Regions from separate parts of the Mus musculus genome. Here regions 2 and 3 are each linked to region 1. Evidence: chromatin loops called from intact Hi-C (ENCODE). Cell type or tissue: gastrocnemius. All regions are shown on one strand.

What was found. Hi-C counts contacts between places; a loop is a spot of excess contacts. Peaks named below come from ENCODE experiments on the same cell type or tissue, not always from the same donor. Only the 100,000 strongest peaks of a DNase experiment are listed, where the experiment ranks them.
Region 2: it touches region 1 in a loop (4-fold over the local background); 3 of 42 quality-filtered maps call a loop at or near these places.
Region 3: it touches region 1 in a loop (2.4-fold over the local background); 2 of 42 quality-filtered maps call a loop at or near these places.

The regions. Positions count from the first base shown.
Region 1 is chr12:99,211,425-99,219,424 of GRCm38, forward strand. The region is part of intron 4 of Foxn3 (forkhead box N3); the gene reads right to left. Among named protein-coding and RNA genes, the nearest start is that of 4930474N09Rik, 53 kb to the left of the region's middle. In gastrocnemius, a CTCF peak has its summit at 4,215; DNase peaks (open chromatin) are centred at 2,903, 4,275, 5,106, 6,043 and 1 more place; H3K4me3 peaks cover 2,031 bases; H3K27ac peaks cover 6,401 bases.
Region 2 is chr12:99,302,283-99,310,282 of GRCm38, forward strand. The region is part of intron 3 of Foxn3 (forkhead box N3); the gene reads right to left. It overlaps Gm46371 (a long non-coding RNA gene), which reads right to left. Exons shown (of 2, transcript XR_001780668.2): 2 at 6,810-7,732. Among named protein-coding and RNA genes, the nearest start is that of Gm46371, 24 kb to the right of the region's middle. In gastrocnemius, no CTCF peak of the experiment used is centred here; DNase peaks (open chromatin) are centred at 1,570, 4,405 and 4,706; H3K4me3 peaks cover 3,314 bases; H3K27ac peaks cover 7,895 bases.
Region 3 is chr12:99,370,506-99,378,505 of GRCm38, forward strand. The region is part of intron 2 of Foxn3 (forkhead box N3); the gene reads right to left. Among named protein-coding and RNA genes, the nearest start is that of Gm51999, 18 kb to the right of the region's middle. In gastrocnemius, a CTCF peak has its summit at 3,628; DNase peaks (open chromatin) are centred at 3,310, 3,742, 4,012 and 5,072; H3K4me3 peaks cover 1,132 bases; H3K27ac peaks cover 7,491 bases.

The sequences.
Region 1 (8,000 bases):
GTCTCTGTGGAATCCGTTCTCACCTTCCAATTTTATGTGGGCTCTGGGGATCAAACTCAGGTTACCAGGTTGGCACAGCAAACACCTTTGCCAGCTGAGATGTCCTGCCTGCCTGAATATAGACTTCTTTAATAGGCTGTCCATTACTTTGGGCTTTCCGTAATTCTTGCTAATGAATTTTTGACATTTCTCTTCTAGGTTTATACAAGGTTCTTGTTAGAAGGTCTTCCAAAAGAAGGATGAAGGCTTAGACTGCCGTTCTTGCCCAAGTCAGTCCCACAGCACAGCCCTGTGTTCAGAAACATCCCTAGTCTCGCACTGTAGCTAATCAATGTGTAAGGCACAGTCAGAACAAACTCATTGCCAAGCAGCAGCCTAACTTCAGAGGACCGGTGAGGTTACTGGAGACAGGAGGATAACTAGTCACCCTAAGAATGCGGGTAGTGTTGCAATATTCAGCTAGTTACTCCATGAGGATGCAGTGTCCGAAAGCTTAATTACCTGATTTATATTATCTGATACCAAGGCTTTGTATAAAATTGCTTGAATTAAGGCAGTGTGAGACTCTTTTGAGTATCGCCATTTACACCACAGGGACAAAATGGAACCTAGAAAACAGACTCACACTTAGTATGGCCAAGTGAGCTTTGACAAAGGTAGGTATCAAGGCAGCAGAGTGTTAGGAAGTATCACAGCACGGGATTAACCCTTTGGGATAAAAACAAACCTTGACCCTTACCGGATACTGCACGTGAAGATTAATCATAAATGGATTTATAGTTTACAATGGGAAGAGACAGGTTCAGGAGAACTCAGAATTGCAGCTACCTGCTGTAGTCTACTGAGTGTGTATGGGCTTTTGTCAGCTGTCTGGAGACTGCGGGAGAGGGGTTCGAAGACTTCTGATGGCATTCCCAAAGTCATTGGATGAGCTTAATGCTGACACTGTGGGCGTCTCACTGTGGCTCTCACGGAGAACAGTAAATGGATCGGATACAATGGGCCACGTCACAAAAGAACTTAAATCCTGAAAATCTGTACCATGATTCTAACCATTGTCAGTAATTAGTGTCTTCCTCTGAGTCAGGGTAACTATAGTTAAATCGGAGAGAGAGACTGGGTGTGCGTGTGTGAAGAAATGCTAGGGTAAGTTCTAAGGTTGGTGTGGGGGTTATCGCCGCACAGATGGAGATGCCTGATGCCAAGTATAGGTGCCCTGAGGACTTGTTATGGGGAGCGCTGTCTGCACTGGACCTCGAAGGCAGAAAAGCAGCCCGCATACTCAGAAACGGTAAAAATAAATGCACTGCGTGCAAAAGGAAACGAAGAACATGGTCTTTGCTGCAGGAGGCCATCCCACTGTGGTAGTTTGAATAAGTAATGCCCTCCAGAGGCTCATGCATTTGAACACTTGACACTGTGTGTAGAGAAGGTGTAGCCTTGCTGGAGGCGGGCTCTGAGAGTGAACAGCCTGGCTCTGCTTTCCAGCCGACCCTCTGCTCTGTGCTTGTGATGGAAGGTGTGACTTTTCGGCTTCTGGCCACCGTCCCATCACAATGGACTCATCCCTCTGGAACCTTCTCCTCCTTGAGTTATTTTGGTCATGGTGTTTCATCCTAGCAGCAACAGAGAAGCAGCTAAGGAATGCAGGCACACTGGGACTTTACCCAGAGCAGCAGTCCGGAGCAGGAAAGTGGCCTGCAAGGAGGTGGCTAGGAACGCCAGGTCTGTGCCCCACTTCTGCCAGTTAATTGCTTTGTCTCTGAAGCAAGCTATGTCAACTCAAGTAAGCCAGGGATGTTTCACCCCCTGCAAGTGGTGTTCCCACCAAAGTGATCTTGCAGGGGAGGTTTACTGAGGTTAGAGACGCACTCATATCTAGGAAATGCGTGAGAGTCGGTATCATCGTCAGACCCACGTTCAACAGAAGAACCCCGAGGCACTGTGCCTCCCCAACCTCAGGTCAGCTGAAAACCCACAAAAGGGAACAAGACGAAAGCTAGACTGAGCTAGGCCTGAGCTGCGTTCCTGGTGACCGAGTGGCTAGGACAGCAATGACGACAGCAATGACGGCTCCTGTGATAATTTGGTTCCCAGGTACATACTGTCAGCATCACCCCTGGAAGGGAAGTGGGCCAATGGGAGTCACAGGGCACACTCATGTGGTCATGAGTCACCCGCCAATGAGGAGGACCCACGGTCAGAGGCCCATGCCCCATATGCACAGTTCTCTGCCTGAACGTCCAGACACTTCACACACCAGGACACTTCGGCAGGAAGGGAAAACAGGAAGAAACTGGCTCCAGCAAACACCTATTGGAGGCCAGGCTTTGGAGATACTCCTGACCCACTGTGCAGAGTCTAAGAAGGGCTCTGTGTAGCATGGCATCAGATAACACTGGGTATCCCACCCTAGTCAGGTGGCACAAACACACCTTGTAGGGTTGTTCTGAGGATTACATAAGGAAGGCTATGAAAACTGCTTAGCCTAGGGGCTGGTGATGTGTGCTTTAATGTCAACTCTGCTCCCATTATCCTTCAAGCAGCCCACATCACCTCTCCAGAAACTCCAGTGAATTATCTCTAAGGCACACGGTTTAATGGGGGAAATTCAATTCTTTCCAGTCTACTATGCCTTTGGTAGCTAGCCCTAACCCTACATACACATCTTCCCAATTAATGTGCTGTATTCATTTCAAAGCAACCTGGCAGCAGTAGCAGATGTGTGCCTGAGATTTGAAACTGCCTGGGAACGTTTACGTAAGGTGGCTCACCCTCTGAACCCAGCCCTCCTTCTCAGGGGAGCTGCTGAGTCTGGCCTCCAGTCCCTGCCATTTCTTGGTTTTCCTCACTGGCAGCACACTCCAGACTGAGATGGTGAGCATGCATGTGCCCGCTCACTGGCTGCCAAGAGCCAGCTGTGACACTTAAGTGTGCCTCCATCTCTTCTCCTTTCTGTCCCCACCCGCAAGTGTCAGGAATGAGGTCTCTGGAAACTGGCACAGCCAGTTCACAATGGCTCTGTGGAAAAAGGCATTGAGAGCCGTCTCCTTTTCCACTGAACACTAGGCAGGAATATGAGCCCAGTCGCCTGCCCTTAGCCTAAAATTAGCATCTTTCTTTCCCTTCTGTACTGGCTGGTTTTGTGTGTCAACTTGACACAAGCTAGAGTCATCAGAGAGGAAGGAGCCTCAGTTGAGGAAATGCCTCCATGAGATCCAGCTGTAAGGCATTGTCTTAATTAATGATCAATGGGGGAGGCCCAAGCCCATGGTAGGTGGCGCCATCCTTGGGCTGTTGGTCCTGGAGCTCTATAAGAAAGCAGGCTGAGCAAGCCACATGAAGCAAGCCAGTAAGCAGCACCCCTCTATGGCCCCTGCATCAGCTCCTGCCTCCAGGTTCTAGCCCAGCTTGAGTTTCTACCTGACTTCCTCCAATGATGGACTATGACCTGGACAAATAAACCCCTTCTTCCCAACTTGCTTTTTGTTTGTGGTGTTTCATTACAGCAATGGAAACCCTGACTAAGACCCCTTCTCTCACTATGCACCTCCTGAAAAAAAAAAATCAATACATTCAAAGACCAACACAACCCATCACCTCACGTTCTGAGATGGAGTTAGGAGGCAGCTCAGTCAAATACTAAAGAAAATACACATTTGAAGGCAACTTCTAACTCTGTGTGCTCAGTAGAAGAGGTCTAAGCATCCCTTTCTGGTCGACAGCATTCCCATCTTTTCTCCCAGCAACCCGGGAGAAGAGAACGGTTGCTGGAGCCACTGCACAGGCTTCAGCACCAGACTCCCCAGCACTTACTGGTTTTCTTAAATGTCTCCAAGGCCTTCTCAAATCAGCTAGACTGTGACACTCACACCTGGCCAGGGAGAAGCAGCATGGATCAGTGCATACTCGATGGCCATTGAGCTAGGGATTGCTTGTCCCTGCCCCCCTAGCACCAGAATTACAGGCATGTATTCCCTAACCCCAAACCCCACGTCTGGGACTCAGGTGCTCACACAAGTACTACTGACGGAGCCACTTTCCAGGGTCTAAAGCTCATTTCTGTTCTGAAAGGTCCGAGGCATAAAACAAACATTCCTGCACACTGTGCTGGCCATCAGCACTTCACCTGCCTCGCTCTTTGATATGCATCTCCCTTAGTCTTTGCAAGGTCTAAAATTAACCTCAGCAGGGAGCTTGCAGCTCTGCCATTGGAGGGCAGCCCTGGCTAACACTATGAGAGGCCATAAGTAGAGCAGCAGGCCATTCCTGCCATCATTCCTCCCCTGAAGGCACCCTTTCCACCTGCTTGCTTGGAAGCAGGCTGGGGAAGGGCTGTCACGGCAGGCAGGGCAGGCAGGGCACAACCTGTTTCCTGTGGTCTTTCTTCTGTGGAGCCCTATATAAAGGACATATACCCCGGTTCCAGACAGCATTCCCCACCCCTCTTGGTCCATTCTGCTGTTTTGTTTATTATTGAGAGTTCCGTCTCTGGGAAAATTCCAACCAAGGATTATATAAGCCTTTGGAGATGGCTTATGGTGACCTAGTTTCTCCACAGGGGTTAAAGATGATTCATAAGGATTGTCAAGGGAGCTACTAGGCAGGTGATTCAGGAGATGCGAGCAGCTGAGATCCGTCTACACCACCACGTTTTAGGGAGAGACTGGAGTAGGTGGATAGATTTTGATTTCAGAAGGTAAGATGAGTAGACAGCCATGCTCTTGGCTGTTCTGGAAGTGGCATTTTGCGCGCGATGGCCCTTCTTGCAGAATGTATCCCACACACTGAGTGACACCAGGGGCACGAACTGTTAGAAGCCAAGGCTTTAATTAACTGTGCCTCTCTGCAAATTGCAGTAGACAACTGAAACAAGAGGGGGTGACCCTCGGGACTGCAGTCCGACCCCTGCAGGGGGCACAGGGCTCCTGGGTTCTCACTAGCGTCTCAGGCAGACTCTTTTCTAAAACTCACTGAGCATTAGAGACAGTGTGCTGGCCCTGGCTTAGACTTTCGGATGCCAAACAGGGAAGAAATCTAAGGGGCTGCCACTTGGTGACCTGAAGTGCAGTGGCTACAAAGCACAATGACAAAGCGGGGTGGGGGGAGCCCTTTCTAGCAACCAAGCTAGCCTGTTAATTGCCAGGACTGAACAGTGCCAGGAGAGGAGGTGGGTAGCTTGCCACTCAGAGGGGCAGCTCAGGGGTGAAGCAGGAAGCTATAAATAGCAAGGCGCGAGGAGGCTCTATAAACAGAGCCTGGTCACAGCACCCAGCCCCAGGGAAGAGAGCAGCAGAAAACATATGGGGTTCTCAGAAGCCAGGCTGGCCAGCTCCTGACCATGGGAAAAGGTCTGTGTGAACCCACAGAGAGAGGGACACACAACCACGAGCTTCACTATGCACGCTGCCAGTTCTCCATCATGGAGGCTGGCTGTTGCCTTTATACATTTACTGAGGATTCATACCTAGGCCTGGGGCAACAGTAGCAGGGTGGGAGACAGCATCGTCATCATTCTGGCTCTGTATGATTTCTCCCTTTAGGGATCGAGGCACTGCCTCCAATCTCAAGGCAATAGACCAGCAACGTTGCCAGGCAGTAGTGGTACGCATCTTCAATCCCAGCACTTGGGAGGCCGAGGAAGGCTGACCTCTGAGTTTGAGGCCAGCCTGGGCTATAGAGCAAGCTCCAGGACAGCTACATAGGGAAACCCAGTCTTGCAAAACCACTCCCAACCCCAACCGGGCAATGTAGAGGAAAATAAAGCTATAGTTGGAATGGGCTAAAAAGACCTGTGGATATACTTCCCTCTGGTTGTGTCCACTAGGAGATGATGGATTTGACATGATCCCTAACTATGGCACGGTTCCAATCTTTAGGGGCTCTGCAGCCTGCCACTGACTGTGCTTACACTTGACCTCCAGATGGGAAGGCAGATATGAAGCCAGTGTCCACGCTCTTCTTGTTCTCAGTCCCCACTGCTGTTCCTGTCTCTGAGTGTGTCCTCTGGTGACCTTCATGGGCATCCCAGTGGTGCCTGCCAGGACCCTGGAGAGCCTTCTTGGCCTGGGCCCTCGAGAAGGGTGTGGCTACACTTTCACAGAATGTTGGTAAAAGCTTTCTTTTTAAAAAGCCCACTAAAATGATCCTACAGAGCTGGGTAATAGAGCTCCGTCAGAGTCCTGGTTTCCATCCCTAGCGCACATATGCACATAAGGTAAGGTGGTGCTTGCCAGAGAAATGGCGGCAGGAGGAGAAGTAGTTCAAGGTCATCCCTGGCTACACAGCAAGTTTGGGGGCCAGCCAGGATGACGTGGAACCCCACCCTAGAAAGAATGGAAAAAGAATCCACACCTTTAACACATGAGCGCTTTTAAAACTCAGTGCGGCACTTGGACGTAAATAGGACTGTGGATATTGCAGAAAGAGAATTACAGTTGGAGAGTTACAGGGATGGAGAGAGGAAAGGCTCGTTTGGCCAAGGAAATATCAAAAAGCAATCCTGTTAGCAATTCAGGAGAACCCAACCTGTGGTCAAGAGGCCAGGAATAAGAGACTTTCAGGAGAGACACTGAAGATCTGTTTAGTGCTCACTCCACACCCCTTGACTTTCCTAGACTCTCCATTCCCTTCTCAGCCTAGGGACCAGTCTATCTGAAGTACATACACATGAAGTAATACCCACAGCACACAGTGGCATCGAGCTGAGGAAGGGGTTTCAATTTACACAGCTCTGAGAGATCTGAGTGCTTCCACTAAGACAGGTCATGCCACCTTATCATAGGAACCTTTGCAGCCTGTGACTTGATTACCACTGGAGTCTATAATTTCTTCCTGAAATGTCATCTAAGAATGGATTTTAAGTACAGATTCCTCTGACACTTAAGAGCCACATTCCAGGCTAGCTAGGTGACCTGCTATCTGCTTAGCGGTAGAGTAGGCTGGCTGGAGGTGTGAGCAGCCTTGCCTTCCATAGGCCAGGAAAAGGAGGCTGGCAATGGGGAGTGAGTGTTCTGCAGTCAGGGCAGGTAAGGGTGGCCCCAGACACAGGGCCAGGCTCTCTGAATATGCTCACTTGGCAATATCTCTTGGATCTTTTAAAATTGGTACAAAGAAAAACGACGGGACAGGGGTCTGGAATTCTTATCATTCCACCATGAATCTACTGTGCATCTTGGGAGCGATGTTTTCTTGTGGGAAGTGCCACCGTCTCCAAAGTGGGGGGATTCTCATTGCTTTGGAAGGCAATGATATCTTCAGAAAGCCAGAGCTCCACGCCAGCCGGAAACATAGTCACAGGCGCAAGATAGGTAGGGAGCAGTCACTAGCAGTGTCACAGGAGGATCAGCCATGTCAAGTTACTTTCTGCACGTGTGACCGAGCAGCACCCTGACAGAAGACACGCAGATCTTAGTGTACCACCTCTCGGCTCAGTGTGGTTCTGGCCAGATGTGGGGCATGGACAGATGCAATGGCCTCAGGCTGTGAGGCGGGGGAGACATCTTGACTTCAGGTCAGCTATAAAGATGAGAAAGGGAAAGGAAAGACACCAGGCAGTGGGTGGGAGTCAGGCCCAAGCAAGGCAACGAGCGACCTGTCAACCTGTCATCATTAAGTCAACACTGCTCCGTGAGCCCTACTAAACTACATCAGCCCTGCCCTTCTCTCTGTGGCCACTTAGTAGGCAGGGTAGAGGTGATGCAATGTGGTACTGTGGTTCCATTTTAAGGCCAAGCCACTCATAGGCGGGCCAAACTCTCCAGAATGTACCCTAATATTATTGAAGACCTAGACAGGAAAAAAAAAAAGTTTACAACTGGGTACTGCTTAGCTCACTATGATGGCCCAGGGAATCTCTCCTACAGACTCATGGGGATGACTCCTGCCGGGGGGAGGGTGGGGGGGTGGGGGTGGGAGGACATCTCCAGCAGGAGTGGTTAGCGGGTCCCTTTCTCATCTCCTCGGTCCTGACAGTGAGAACTCGAAGCATACCTCTGCAC
Region 2 (8,000 bases), 91 kb after region 1:
GTGAGTTCTCTTGTGACTCACGTGACTCTTCTCTAAGCCCCAACAGTACTGCTGTTGACTTAAGATTTTAAATACCAACTGCCCAGCCAGTTCCCTGCTGCAAGCCCTGCTGCCACCAGAGAAATTACAGACGCTGCCAATGTGCTAACTCCTTTACTAGGCTTACTTACTAGGCATAGGCTCGGGCCCCTGCACACACTCAGTAAATTCTGGTTTATTATTACAACCCCAAGTAGAAGCCGCTCAATACACTCTCTTCATTGCGCTAATAAAGCATAGCTTAAAAGTAATTACTACCATGAGACAACTGAGGCAGCTGACTTGATGAAGAAGGGCCAGTTAGCTCATCATGTGTGAGGCTGAAAGTCCAGATGACACATGGCAACCCTTAGCCATAGGGGTCTGTCTCATGGTAGAGATGGCAACGGCAGGTGTATACTACATCTCAAATACTTTGTGGAACCAACCTTCACTTCATAAAACAAACTTCCATCATCACTACCCCTGCCCAACAGCAACCCCTGGAACCAGGTCATTAACAGAGGTGACTATAAACACAATGGCCAAACCGTAGTAACCACTAACATAGAAACCTAAGTACCTAAGGGAGGTGGGGAAGGGGGCATTTCTCAAATGCTGCAAGTCTCTGGGTTGGAGCAAGCTGAAGGGGGCAGTTCCCATGCCATCCACTCAGGCCGTTATGACCCCAGAGAGGACTCACATACATAAGGCTGGGGCTGGGGCTGAAGGACAGAGGAAGCCCCAGTCCATCACCTTCCTATACCACGGTCTCCCGAGGTCTTGGCAATGGTGAAGGGTGGAACCACGGGGTTTTCCCAGAGAAAGCCCAAGGCTTTAGACAGCACTGAGTTACATCCCCAATTTGATCGTGGCAGATTTTCTAAGTCCTTGGACCAGGCCTAGAACATAGAATCCAGAACTGGTTTGAGGCAGTCACCACCACATGTTGGATGGGACTATTACTGCCACCCTCTCAGGTCTCCCCTGAAATAATTCCACTTTCAAAGAAAGACATATTTCTGTCATTCAGAAGCCACTAGAACCTATTTTTGGAGTTTTTGAAAAGATCAGAGCTCTAAATATTTTAATTCATCCACATTTCTGACACAGTCTTATTCTTGGTGTTCCTCAGGATGCTGGTCAGGTGAGGAAAACGGCCTATTTGTCTGGAAAACAGAGATTCTCCTTAGTCTCCTGGAGACAGTTTCTTTGATAGTTATACCCACCAAAGATGACAGGAAAATTAAATGGTAATTTGGGAAGCTGGTGACACAGCAGGAGCCCTGCCTAAGTGTGTCATCAGGGAAGGGAGCCCAGGCTCCCCAAAGTGGATTCCTGAGGAACAAGAACAGGTAGAAGCTGATGCTGGACTTATTTACAAGCTGGCTCGAAAGCAGAACAAATCTATTTAAATTCCTGAAAAGTAGTCACTGACGTCTGCCAGAGTCACACTTGCGACTGGCACTGACTGGCCTTTGTCTGGATGCCTCCCCCGGCACATTCATAGCTGCTGCCCTGCACTAGAGTGACACAGTCCCTTGTCCTCCTCCCCAGGTGTCTCCTGACAGCCGTTCTTATAGTCATTTGGTTGTGATTGTTCCCCAGGCGCCTCCAGAGTCAGCAACCAGTAAGCCTGAGGAACCCTGCACCCCAAAAGTCACACTGGTCCTCTTCCAACATCACAGGGGCTGATGCCAGGGCAATGGACTCCCCCTGTGTATCTATCTCACTCCTAACAGCATGCAGCTTTCCCAGGGAACCCAGAAAAACATCACCCCACCCCCACCCCCTTTCTGGAAGCAAAAGCCAGAGAACAGTGCTACACTTCCATGGCAGAAGTAAATCCACAATGAACATAGCCTTGGAAAAGTAAAGTCAGCTGGGCCTTGGGGGCATGGGCTTGTAATTCTAGCTCCTGCAGAGGTAGAGGCAGGAGGATCGTAACCGCAAAGTCCGTCTGTGTTACAAAGTTTCTTCAAGGCAGGCCTAGGCAAATTAGTGAAACCCTGTCAAAAGGGGACTAGATACAAAGCCCAGCGGAAGAGCACCTGGCTAGACCTGAGGGAGACCTAAGTTCAATATGTAATACCCCTCCACCCCCACCCCCTCCCCAGGGCAGAGGGGCAGAGACCTCTTGGCGTGTTCAGGGGCTGAAGCGCTACAAAGCTCTACACTGAACACTTCTCCAGACATTTTTCCTAGGTGTAAAAGGAGGGTGTGGCTGCACTGGATATTCTGTTCTTCAGTTTTGATTTTATTTCTTTCAACTGATACATAATAGCTGTGGTGCGTGTGAGTTTCATATGTGTGTATACAGCAGGCAAAGATGATAGCCAGGTAATTGGCATATCCATCACCTCACACACTATCATTTCTTTGTGTTGGGAACAGTCAAAATCTTCCCTACTATTTTGAAGCACACAATTAATTGTTGTCAATCACAGCTACTCTACGGTGCAGGGAACATTAAAGTTATTCTTCCCACAGAACTATTCCCTGTTCCTTCTGCTTCTAATTCCTATGGCATCAGAGAAAGTCCACATAATTAAAGCCTTCAACCTACTCAGGAAAACCTCAGGCTCCTGTGGCCTCCGCTGAGACTGCTTCCTGACACGGGATGTGTAGGTTCTACTTCTCGTCTGCTGCTAACTGGCTGTGGGATGCACCCTTCTCAACAGAACTCTAACCTGAGAGTTCCTGAAGGGTGTGGCTCCTCTCCCTCTCTCCTGCCCTCCTTCTCCGATGCTTCTCTCCACCTCTGCCTTCGTCACGGGAGTCACATGGCCTCAGTTTGAGGACTGCTCCGTTGCTGTTGCTCTTAGCTTTTCTAGGGAAGCTCCTTTATATGTAGGACATCCTTTAACTGCATGGAGCTGCTGAACCTTACACAGGAGATCCATGCACGCACTTAGCAATGTTTTTACCTTTTATATAGTCCAGGCCATCTAGCAGGTGATGAAAGGCACCGGCCTCTGGCTCCCCCTGATCGGTGCCACTTCCAGGTTGCTGAGCGCCACACCTGCTCTGGCTTCCTCCTCTGGCATCCCTCACATTCGTGCTCTTTCATTCTCTGGGTACCAGGCTGCTTGTGGCCTCCCAAGTACAAGTAAATGCTCTCACCTTAGTGTCTACTCTAGGCAGCTACCCTCTACTTAAAGCAGCTGCCTTCCCCATCCTTAATGCAAGCTCTGTTCATTCTACACAATGCTGCCCCTCCAGGCTGTCTCCTTTTCTCCACGCTCCATGTATAAAGTAGATAGAGTCTGTCTTTATATGCATCACACACACTCTTAAGTGGATGGCAACAGCAGGTGTATAGCAAATGCCTCAGAAAGAAAGGGAGGGAGGGAGGGAGGGAGCAGGGTATGGTAGCACAAGCCTTTAATTTCAGCACTCAAGAGGCAGAGGCAGGCAATCTCTGTGAGTCTATAGTCTACATAGTGCCTGGTCTACATACATAGTAAGCTACAGGACACCAGGGCTACACAGTGAGTGAGACCCGTCCCAAAAACAAAAACAAATAATAAAAAGGAAGAATGCTAACTAGCTCTATGAAGTATACAGACCAGTTACCAAAACCCTCTTTTTTTTGCTAAGTGCTCTTTATTCAGAATGGTGACGTCACTTAAAAGTGTCAAGCAGGAATAGTAAGGGATCCAAGGCACACACACACACACACACACGCACACGCACGCATGCACGCACACATGCATCAGCCAGTTCCTGATATCTGTTGACTTTTGTCGTCTGCAGAAGCAAAAGAGAACTGAGAATTCAAACACTGAAAGTCTGGTAGCTGTTTCTGAGTGAGAATAAGTCGCTGTCTTCTCAGACTGGGCACTCTGCAGGGCAGTCCTGCCATCGGCCCCTATCTCTGCATCTGGCTGGACTCAGAGCCAAGGCAACCAAGCACTAAATTAACACTCCCACAGCTGCAAAGGTTCAAGGGCTCTGAACAGGGGTGGCCTACCTAACTGAAGGACAGATATGCATGCCCCTTTGTCTCCCATATCAACAGGCTCAACCTCTGCAGTCCCACAAACGACCCTCTGTCTCTGCGGCTGCTGTTGAATGCAGCTGTCCTGGCTCTTCCTGGTGATCACTCCTCTAAAAATAGCTCTGATGCTGTCGCAGGGAAACTTGAGCAGGTCCTGAAAGCGGATCCCCTTTTAGTCTGAGCTGCTTCGACTTTAAAAAACAGGCAGCTATGAACATACCTTCATGTGTCTGCATGATGCTCAAGTAGTCATGTAGCTCACAGCAAAACACAAAAGATAAGACAACACACACAAAGCCATGCAAATGACAGAGCCGCAGCACCAGGTCTGCCATGTCAGACTGTCGTGTTTGAGCCCAGACTGAGAAACCTGACTGTAAGAGCAGATGCCATGAAGATCCCGGGGACACATCCTGCCAGTCCAGACTTCTGACTGCTTGGGGGAGGGTTAGGGCAGGTGGTAAAGAAATTGATTACATAGAAAGACTTGTAAATATGGGGTACTGGGTTCTTAAAAGTCCTACTAAAATTTGCACCTATTAGCTTCAACAGGACACCAAGATTGTCTGAGTGTGGGGAGTTATCACCAGAGATACAGTCATTTGAACGACAGAGCGGACTTTATACACTACTGCATCTTTAACAATAATTTCTTAACAAGACAAAAGGATTTGCACTTATTGCCAACAGCTTGCTGGCAGCCAACACCAGGCAGGATGAGCTGCCTGGCAAGAGTCAAGCCAGCTCCCCTCCCCACCCCCACCCATCAGAAAGGGCCACTTCTAGATCTAGACTAACTTCAAAACAGATAAATATTTAAATTTGATGTTTGTTAAGAAATTGGGATGGAGAATCCAAGAATGACTCTTATTAAATAGATCTATAATGTAGATTTGCCTTCCGTTCATGATCACAGAAACTTAGGTGCTTCTATGACTTTTCTGACTCTCACAAATATGATACTAAACAAATCACACATTTGTATTTCAACCCCCCCCCTCGGCAATCGTATGTGTGTGTGTGTGTGTGTGTGTGTGTGTGTGTGTGTGTGTGTGTTTTAAGAAGAGTGTGAGAAAAGGGGCCTGGGAGACCTAAGCCTTTGTAAAATGTCAGTCACCCCAGATCTCTCAAGGACACAAAAATTCCCACAGGTGCCTAGAACTCTTTACACAAGATAGCACAGTATATGCACACATGCACCAGCTAATCTCTGGGTTACCAAACACAATGCAGATGCTATATAAACTGTTACAATACTGTACTGTTTAAGAAGTAATGATAAAGGGCATGTATAATATGTTCAGGATAAATTCTATTTCAAGGGCTGGAGAGATGGCTCAGTGGTTAAGAGCACTGACTGCTCTTCCAGAGGTCCTGAGTTCAATTCCCAGCAACCACATGGTGGCTCACAACCATCTGTGAGGGAATCCTATGCTCTCTTCTGGTGTGTCTGAAGACAACTACAGTGCACTCATATACATAAAATAAATAAATATATCCTTTTAAAAAATTCTATTTTTTCCCCCAAGTAAATATCCTTGGTTTTGTGGATGTTCAAGCGTGAGGGTGTAGAACCCAAAGATACCCAATCAGGAACCACACCATCATTTTCATGAATTCTTACAGAGGCGGAGCTCAGCAGCTTCCTGAGGAGTCTCCCTTCCTCTTCTTCTGCTCTAAAGAATCTGCTTCATCCCCATGAGGGGAGCTGAGGAGAAGGCGCACGGGCGGGCGGGCGGGCGGGCGGGCGGGCACACACGCGCGCGCACACACAAACACACACACACACACACACACACACACACACACACACACACACCAATCCAGCTCTGTCTCCTGTGTAAAATATACAGCATTTTCTCTAAATTAAACTCTATTCATGTTTAAAGCTAAGCCATACAGCTTAGATGGGAAAGATGGCTTACAGTGTTCCGGAGTGTGGATTAAAAGACCCCTATTTAATGGCATCTGCAGATTACATAAGATTAAATTTTTAGTACCCAGAAATAAAACTTTAGTGGACACAACAAACTTGAGTGTGCATGTATGTGTGTGTGTGTGCTAATTTTATACTATATATTTACTATTTTACTCTTTATAGAAAAAGCCTACAGACGCCTACAGTGAGGGGGGAAAAAGAGGCTAGTTCTTGGAGACAGAAATTGATTTTAGATGAACTTTAAACATAACAACTGAAACAAAGCAAACAACCCATTTGCCACCGTGAGGCCCCTAGTCTGGGCTGCTCGGAGAATGCATTATTCAGTGACTGCACTACCAGAATTCCCAGAAAATAGTCCCCATGGAATGCTAATTTCATTACTATTAAATTTCATAATCATGACTTGGAATCCATCTCCTTTCAGCTAACCCAACCCTCCCTCCACCTCCGCACATACAAATTCAAACTGTTTTTGCTTCGACTGTCTCTCTCCTCCCTGCTGTTATGAATGGAACAATCTGGGGGCTCCTTAGATCATCTGTGTAAATCTACACCAGTGTTTAAGTGGAAATAATTCTGGTTGTTCAAATCAAAGCATGCAGACTGTTTTCAGGGCTGAGGGGAGTATGGAATCAATTACGGTGGGTGTGTGAGTAAGTCTGCCCACTAGCTAAGGCTAGACAGAGCGTGAGCCCCTTGAGGAAGTCGGATCAGAAGAAGGTGTGGGCATGCTCACGCTCGCTCGCTGATTTTGTTGCTCTGTCCTTTGGGTGCCGCGCTTAACACTGCTTGCAGCTTTTCCTGTAGCTCCCTAGTTGCTTGACTTTTGCCTCATTGCCTCATTCTGGTGTGTGTGTGTGTGTGTGTGTGTGTGTGTGTGTGTGTGTGTTTAAGTGAGACAGGTGGACCTTTCTCAAGCTCGTCCCCACCCTAGTTTTTGGGACAGTACCTCAAGGAGTTCTCCAACCTGGCTAACAGGGCTGGTCAGGCCCCAAACATCCTGTTTCTGCTTTCCCTGTGCCAGGATGACAAACCCACAAACCTGGATCTGGCTTTTAGGAGGGTTCTGGGAATGGCTCTCACACCTGCACGCAGCGTCTCACCCTTGAGCGAGCTCCTCAATCCCAACATACATGTTTTGGATGTATTTTGCATGTATTCTGCATGTATTCTGCATGTTCACAATGAGATTACCCAAACCATCCCAATCCCACTGCCAACCAAACCTTTAAGGAGTGCTATCTTTTAAGCCATCTAGGATCACTTAGGAATAATCCTATAGTAATCACTGATCAGCAGAAAACCAGCTCACCTTTTGCCGATACACATAACCCTTGGGTGCAGCACACTGGCATGAGAAAGAGAGAAAAGACTGCCAGACCCTGTCAGTATTCAAGACCACAGCACTTCTAGAAGATCCAAATGGACAATGAGAAATTGTATTTATTCTCCTGCTTATAAATGACAGAACTACTCGTCCTAAGATGGTTGTGAATCTTCTAGACTTAGCTGAGGATACCTCCTTGCTCTGTTTTCAGCAGGCCCACCATGCTGGCTGAAAGAATGGCAGTATTTCCAGTCTGCAGTGGGAAGGGCTGCTAGGAGGGCTGAGGACACCTGGTGAGCGAGCACACTGCTCTCCTGAGGCCGGTGGCACACCTCTTACCACACATGCCTACACTGATGGTCAAGCTGCCCAGCAACTGGGAGAACCGATGAGCAGATCACAAAAGGCACCCGTTTCAAATAACCAGTGACCTACCTAGCTTGGCCTGGAAAAAAAAAAAAAAAGAGACACCCAGAAACCTGAAGGTCAGTTATCTCCTACAACTCTGAGGAGGAAGTGCATGCAGAAAGCACTGGAGGCCAAAAGGCAGCTGGGATCTGAAGGGGAAGCTAGGGTGCAAGCAGAGGGGCTCAGCTTGTAGAGAAAACAACGGTGTCACGGCAGAGGGCAGGCACAAACAAGCACGCCCTGAGATGGGTCCCAGAAGCCTGGACACCTGTTCCCTAGCTGTGAGCATACACACTGGTCTGAGC
Region 3 (8,000 bases), 160 kb after region 1:
ATTACACAGGCAATGGGAGAGGCCCCCAGGACACACAGGATCTTGACGAATCAAAGCTATCGACTCCTCAGTTGTGTAGCCTCCAGGATGCGTTTGCGGGAAAGGCCTTAGAAGGACACACGCAGCCCTGCCACTTTGCTGCTGTAGGGAGGGGGTCTTCAGCAGAGTTAACACTGCAAAGAAAGGACTTGGCTCCAAACGCTGATTCCCAAGAGTCTGTGTGACAACGGTCTGACATTGACAGAAGTCCAGGACTCACCCCCTGTGTCTGTCTAGGCGCACACAGGGAGGATGAGAGGTCTCCGTGGCAGGTAGTCTGGAAGCCTGGGTATGGACCCACTCTCCTCACTGTTACTAAGTTAACACTAAGGAAGCGTGAGAAGCATGGAGCTGTCTGTGGGGGCAGAGGTACAGAACTTGCCCAAGAACACAGCTCTAGAACCCAGCTCTCCTGACACCTGGGCCAGTGCACTGTGAGTCACCTACTCTCTTACCATCATCAGTCTGCATAAAAACCAAGAAGCCACAGTCACTCCTGCACCCTCTCACAGAAGGACCCAAGGAGAAAAGTATATGCAATCTTACACAACCACTACATTGGGAGTTCACTGCTCCTACTAGGCTGGACTTTCCCCAAGACAGGGTCTATGCTCTTCATCTTCCTTCCCCATGCCTGACACAGCCTATGCTAATGCCTTAAGTCCACACTGGCTAAATGAATGAGTTCTAAGAAGTTTAGGGCACCACTCAGGAATGAGGCCAGTACTTTCTTACTTATAAATCCTGTTTCTGGGTAGGAACCTTATCAAATTTATCTCTACGGATGAAGGAAATCCTCAAAAATAAGCCAGAAACCAAAACTAATGAACGTAGACTTCAAAACAGATACTTAGGTAAAATTTAAAAACAAACAAACAACAACAACAACACCCCACACCTCCATGGGTCACAGTTGCCATTCCTTCTAAGGAAGGTTAGAACTTTCTACCTAATACCAGAAGGAACAAACAGGTCCCATGTCACAGGAAGGACCTGTGTGCATCTCACCAGTAGTTAAGTGCCAACTCACAGGCAAAGACTAATGTTTCAGGACATTCTGTGTAATTAATGAAACAAAGAAGCACCCAGGCCTGAGTGTCTCAGAGGTCAGAGCAGAAGTGATAAATCACTTATAAAAACAATTCCGTGAAAAGACATACAAAGGAAAACAAGCACAAGGCCATGCCCTTCCTAGTTAAACAGAGTCCTTAAAGAAGGGAGGGGCCCTGGAAGAAGCAACAGTGAGATCACGTGACTAAGCCCTGAGTGGGTGACCTGCTGGACAGCCAGGTGTATTATAACACTAAAGTCGTGTATGATAGACAGGAATGGGAGTCTGGCGTTATAACTACGTGGTTTTGTGGCTACGTGTGCCTTTTAGTCCTCTTGCAATAGAAAGGGATGTATCAGATTTGATAAAAGTTATCTCACATAATTGAGAATGAAACGCTATAGGTTACAGTAATCCATTACTTGAGTTACACTGTACAGTACAGCTCACTGGGCATCGTTAAAATCTTACCTAATTAAAATAGAAAGACAGGACTCAGAACCCTGAAGTTCCCCTTGCTCTACACAGTTCTGCATAACCATGTGAGAAGCTTTAAAAGCAGATATCCTGGGCTGGGCAGCTGCTTCATACACAAGCATGAGGACCCAAGTGTTAAAACAAGATGTGGTGACTCTCCTTCACTGGGGAGGCAGAGTCAAGGGGATCCCTGGTGCTCTCGGGTCAGGACGAATCAGCAAGCTCTAGGTTCAGTCAAAGGCCTTGTCTCAAAACACAAGGACAGCGATTAAAAAGGACAGTGATGACAACCTCTGGCTTCTACACACACACACACACACACACACACACAGAGAGAGAGAGAGAGAGAGAGAGAGAGAGAGAGAGAGAGAGAGAGAGGGAGAGGGAGAGAGAGAGAGAGAGAATATGCCCAACTCCCATACAACAGCTCAGAGGTTCTTATTAAGTTCATGAAATCTGTTATTCTAAGAGCCGGCGATCTGAGACATACTGCAGGACACATCACTCCAGGCAATAGAGAGCAAAAAGGGCTGTGTGCTGACCTGGCCTGGTGGCTCTGTGATGAGTACCAGGGGAGACAGGAAAGAGTAGGTAGGTAACTCAAAAGCAAGAGATGAAGGATAGTGTGCTAGGAAGGAGGAGATGGAGAGTCACTCAGGGGCAGAAGCAAAGGAGCTCACTGAGTCACCAGGTGTGGGGCTGAAGACAGGAGTGTCCAGAGCCACCCAAAGCATCCCACCAGAACCCAGCTTACATACTTTGTGTCCTCCAATGCCCTCAGCACAAACCCTGCATCAATTAAGACCTCAGTATCTGTGGTTGAATCCCAAAGAACAAGAGGGTCACTACCCCTGTAGTCCTATACCCCTGAACCTCCAACCACCAAACCCTGAGGATGGAGCTGAGAGGGGGTTCATTCCATTGCTCCATAAGTCATGAAATAACAGAATGGTCAGCAGGATTCAAACCAACAGGACAAATCCACCATCAATCAAAACAAGAACCATTAAGTAAATATAAGAAGAAAGCATTTAAAATAAGAACCCAGCATCTGAAGACCTTTCCTTGTTTAAATAGAAATCTGGTCCATACGCTCAGCCCAAAACATGATATCTCCATCAAATCCCCTCCCAAGCTCAGGGAACCCTGTAGAAGAGGAGGTGAGGCTCTAATTCCTCTGTGTGAAAAGCCTGCTCTATATATTATGGTTTCCAGATTGGTGTTCTTGTGAGACTCCTCAATGTGTGAATGAGTGGGTCTGTGTTTCTTGTGCCTTCTCTTGGGCCCTCTTCCTTCTGTTCACTTGCTTTGTCCAATTCCAATGTGTTTGTTCTTGTTTTATCTTATTACATTATATTTTATTATTATCCCTTGGAGGTCTATGTGTTTTCTACTGAGAGATAAAAGGGGGCGGGTCCAGATAGGAAGGGAGGTGGGGGAGGGGAGAGGGGAGGGGAGGGGAGGGGAGGGGAGGGGAGGGGAGGAATGGAATCTGGCCCAGGTCAGTGAACCCTATGGATAGCACTGAGTATCAGCTATGGTCTTTCTCTCCATGAATTTCTAGGCAACAAAAATTCTTCCTATAGTAGACACAGGAAGCTAAGGCACATGGAGACTGCACTCAGGAACAACTACTGGCTCCCTACCGCCTTCAGGACACTACAAGCTTTGAGCCAGGTCCCCAGCCCAACTGCTTTCAGGACAGAGTCCTAGCCCCTCAGCACAGCATGCAAGAAGGTGCGGTATACCTTGGCCCCTTTCCCAAACCCCCTTGTCTCTCCCAGCCACAGGAACCATCTGCCTCCATACTGAAGAAAGTCTCAGAAGGTAGCCCAGACTCTCAGCAAGTCTCCGATGCTCTCTGAGCCTCTAATTCCACCGTGTAAAAAGCCTGTGCTATCTAATTTACAGTTGTTGTGAAGCCGTAAGACCCTGAATACAAATGGTTCTCACCATTCCACAGAGCCCCAGCAGACCCCTGTGGAAAGTTCTGATCCCAATTTTCACACTCAGTGTCATTTCCACCTCTGCGTCACAGCCATCGCTGGTGGCCTGCAGCGCCCTCCTTCTGACAGCTGCTAATGCAATCCTTTCTTCTCCTCAGGCCCCTCCAGTGGCACTGCTATCCAGGATGGGCCATTTGCGCCGCCAAAGCTTCAACCCATGTAACTCTGGCCACTGGCCAACCCCTTGGCAATCACCCAGTGCCTTCCTGGTCTGTTTTAATTCTCACCCAGTCTTGACTACCGGAGTTCTGTGAAGTTTTTGTATCACTAGTCCCTGGGATGGAATAATCTATCACATTTCTCCCCATTTTGAAAGACAGTACGGTGACATGGCTGGTACACGGTGGTGGATTGCTCAATCCCTCGATCTGGAAAACCAGGACAATGTGTGTTAGACAGCTGGCATTCATTCCTGCCTACATCAGGGGCCTTGAGTTCGCTCAACCCCGTGACCATAGGCCATTTGAGGACAGCTGGCAGGAAGGAGGAGACACCAAAGAACGCTGGGGTTGTTGTGGGGCAGCCACTGCAGGTCTACGGGAGTGAGAGAAAGGTGAAAACTTCGCAGGCATGCAACACAGACTCCTTTCCGTATGCTCTGATACCCTCCACTGACAAAAGCAATTAGGAGAACGATAGGTGTCACTTCACAATTCCAGGTCACAGTTCACCATCCCAGGGAAGTCAAGTGGCAGGAGCTTGAAGCATCTTGTCACATCCAGTCAAGAGCACTGAGAGAATGCTTAGTGCTCAGCTAGCTCTCTCCCTTTTATCTAGCCAAGGAATTCTAAGCCTAGGGAATGGTGCCACCCATAGTGGGTAAGCATAATCAATAGAGTTCCTACACATGCCCATGGGAAAACCTGATCCAGAGAGTCTCCCACTAAGACTCTGTTTCCAGGTGAGCCTCAGTCCTGTCAGACTGACTGTTAGATCTAACCATCACTACATTGTAAAGAAGCAGAAGGGGTTCCTGCGACACTCCTAAAGTTGCCCAGTGTGCTGATATCCATCACCTCCAACAGCCCAGCACTAACTCCTCAAAAGTGAGTGTTGGACTGTTTGCTTGCTTGCTTTGGAAATGAGGTCCTACTGTGTAACCCAAACTGGTGCCTCTAGAATTTAAGGATGACAACCAGACGTGTGTCACCATGTCAAGGCTTCTGATGTTTTTATTTTCAGTAATAAAATGGTTTCTGAGGATGGGAAACAGAAATATTTCATTACGAGGGTATTTTAAGGTTAGGGCTCACTCTATAGAGCCCCAGAGAGACAGCCTTCCCAACAGCGATCCTAAATTCTCAGCCATGTCCCTGTTCTGCCCAGGGCTGAACACCTGACTCATCTGGAATGACGATGACAAGCATGCCACACAAGGATGAGGGTGGGCGCCTGCTTACTGGACACTGGGTCTAGATCACTCTCATCACAGACACAGATACACACATTCCAGTACAGCAAGACACGGGTGGGGAGTTGGCAGACATTGAGAGCCATGTGGAAGAAACCATGAAGCCAGACCAGATACCCAGAGAAGAGCAGTGCTCAGTGTCCACGTGGTCTCAGAAGGACAGGACCAGTTCCAGGCACAGCGGACCTGAGGTGAGCTGTGTTGCTCCTGGGCTCTGGCCTATTGGACTGCTTATTACATCCCTAAGATAGATGTTCTTTTACTTAAGCCAACCGAGGTGGCTTTCTTTTCCTTGTAACCAAATATTCTCTGACTATAGCATTTTGTCAAACCAAACAAAACCACTCCTCTAGGAAAACCCTCTTATAATCTATTTCAACTGACAGCAACTATTTTTGTCTGATTTATTACCACTGAGCGCCCTTCCTCTGGAAGGGGGAAGGGCTGCGATCTCTCTTAAAGCTAGGCTAGTTTTACACCAGCAGGGCCAGCCTGTGTGTGTAGCCCTTCATAATGCATTTGAACTAGTTTGGTCAGCTTACCAGGAAAGCAAGGGAGCCACCACATCAGTATCTCTGTTGCTAAGGCAACTGCTTACTTTCCATATCAACTGCACACTCGTTGCTATGGAGACGCACATACAAAAAAAAAAAAAAAAAAAAAAAAAAAAGTCCTTCTCTGGCCAGGGACCAGATGGCAGAGAACTCACCGAAGTCTTGGGGTAGGGGACTTTGCTAAATAGGATGCTAAACGGATGTGTCCTGGAGTGCACTTTCTCTCATCACATAGGAGATGCAGAGCTACTCCAAACACATTTAGGATTTGCATCCTTATTGCAGAAAGCAAAGAGCTAAAACAGAGATCGGACTTCTTTCTGACTGAGAGGTAATCCAGGAACTCTTGGTTCCGTTCCCTGTGCACTTCTTAGTTATTCCATTGCCTCTGCATTGCCTAACTTACACCTGGACCCTGACTTTCACCGAGCTTCATGTTCATACAGCAAACATTCAACTTGAAGGCTCTACTTAGATAGTTTAACGGTAGCTCAAAAAAGAGACAGGCAGACAGACAGAAGACAGACAGACAAAAACATTGAGGCTCGGCATGGTAATACAAACCTTTAATCTCAGCACTCGGGATGCTGAGGCAGGTGGATTTCTGTGAATCGGAGACTAGCTAGGGTTACATAGTGAGACCCTGTTTCTAACAAAAAAACCCTATCTCAAACTGAACACTAACAAATTCCTACCCTACCTCTCCACCCAAATGTGCCCACGTACCTGCACCCACAGACTGCGATCTTGAAGCACGCCAGAGTAACCGTCACCACTCAAAGGCCAATACTCTGCTCCTGTCCCTTTAAATGTCCAATTCTGCTTCTATAGATTTCCTGAAGCCTTCTTGCTGCTCTTTGGACATTCGCAACCATTACCACCTCAGAGCCTTCGCAGGGCTTTGTCTTGCTGTCCAAGGCGCGCCCAGCCAGTTCCTCTGAAGAGCCTCTTGAACTCACCGCCCTCCTGTTCCCTTCTACTGCATCTCCTCCCTCTAACTTTCTTCACCGCACCCATCACTACCTGCCCGGCCCACGTAATGAAGTGCTGTTTAGCTCATCTTCCACCCCCCATCCTTAGGACAGTCTAGATCACCCAGTGTCTGACAGGTACGGCCTTTGTGAACTGTTCGTTGTTAAATGAAGGGAGGCTACTTTTTTCTGCAAATAAGAGTTAATTTTTACTTTGCAAACTCCGTGTTCCTTGAGGTCTTCCGAGCTCAGCACAAACACTATCTATCGCCTTACATGACATCATCCACAGCTGACTCACCCAGCATCCCGGGACTTACACCAGCATCCCGGGACTTACACCAGCAGTGTTGGGGGAGCCAGGGGGGTGGGGGGGGGGGGGTTACGTCCTGGCTCTGTGCCAGGCAGCTTGGAGTCAGTGTTCACATGATTTGACCTTTCTTTCTAAGACAGCATATACAAAGGTTCTGCTTCCTGAGTGTCTTCAAGCTAATGACATTAGTTGAATCACTTATAGGTCTTGTCCCAGAGGACAGGCACAGCCTTCCAAGAGACACTTCAAAGAGATCCTGTAAGTGGAGGGGAACCCTGGACTAGAGCCCCTAGGGTCCAGAGGAGACCTGGAACACCCTAGGAGCTGTAAGGGGAAAGATGTGGGAGCAGCCAGCTCTGCCAGTATTTACTGCCTCCTGCTGAGTTCAAGGCACAGGTACTCAAACAAGCCCAGGCGGGAGACCTAGCTCAAAATCAAAGGCTCTGTTCCTGGAACTGCTGGGAATCTTACAAAGCAAACCATCAAGTTATTATTAAAAGAACAACTTTAGGCACGACTATCTTCAACGATATACTTTCTTGCTTTTCTCTTATCCATCTTGGCACACACTCTATCTTTACCTCTACCAAGCTACTGCTTTTGAAGATAGTCAATGCAATTTAACCAGAATATCTTGAAGTAAAACTTCAACTGGACTATTTTAAAGAAAGACTACATTGGTGACTTTAAGCTGTCCCCACTGTTGTTCATGGAACCTTCCAGCCACCACCTCTCTCCTTCTCTTTCCTCTGATACTGTTCAACACACCTCTAGTCCAGTGACATGAGTCTCTGCATCCAGACCTTTGTGTCAGAAGATCCCATATGACTTAGTAATTGTATGTGTGTGTGGGGGGGGGGGGGGGGTTTACATCAAAACTACATTTCCCAGTCTTCCTTGTAGCTACAAGAGATCATGGGAGTAGAAGATAGCCAATCAAATTTTAAAAAGGGAGCGTCCCTTCAACCTGCTAATTCCACAGGACCCTACTTGTCTTTCCCTTCATTTCTGCGGTGGCTGATGCTATCCTGGACCATGAAACACTTGAACAGAAACCAGCAATGCACTAAAAATAACAGCATTAGACTCATCCCCGTGGCACAGCAATACTTGTCGAGCTTGCTTACATCAGCAGCATTTGCCTTTTCAGCACCAGCCGTGCCTCAGCCTATCTGTTC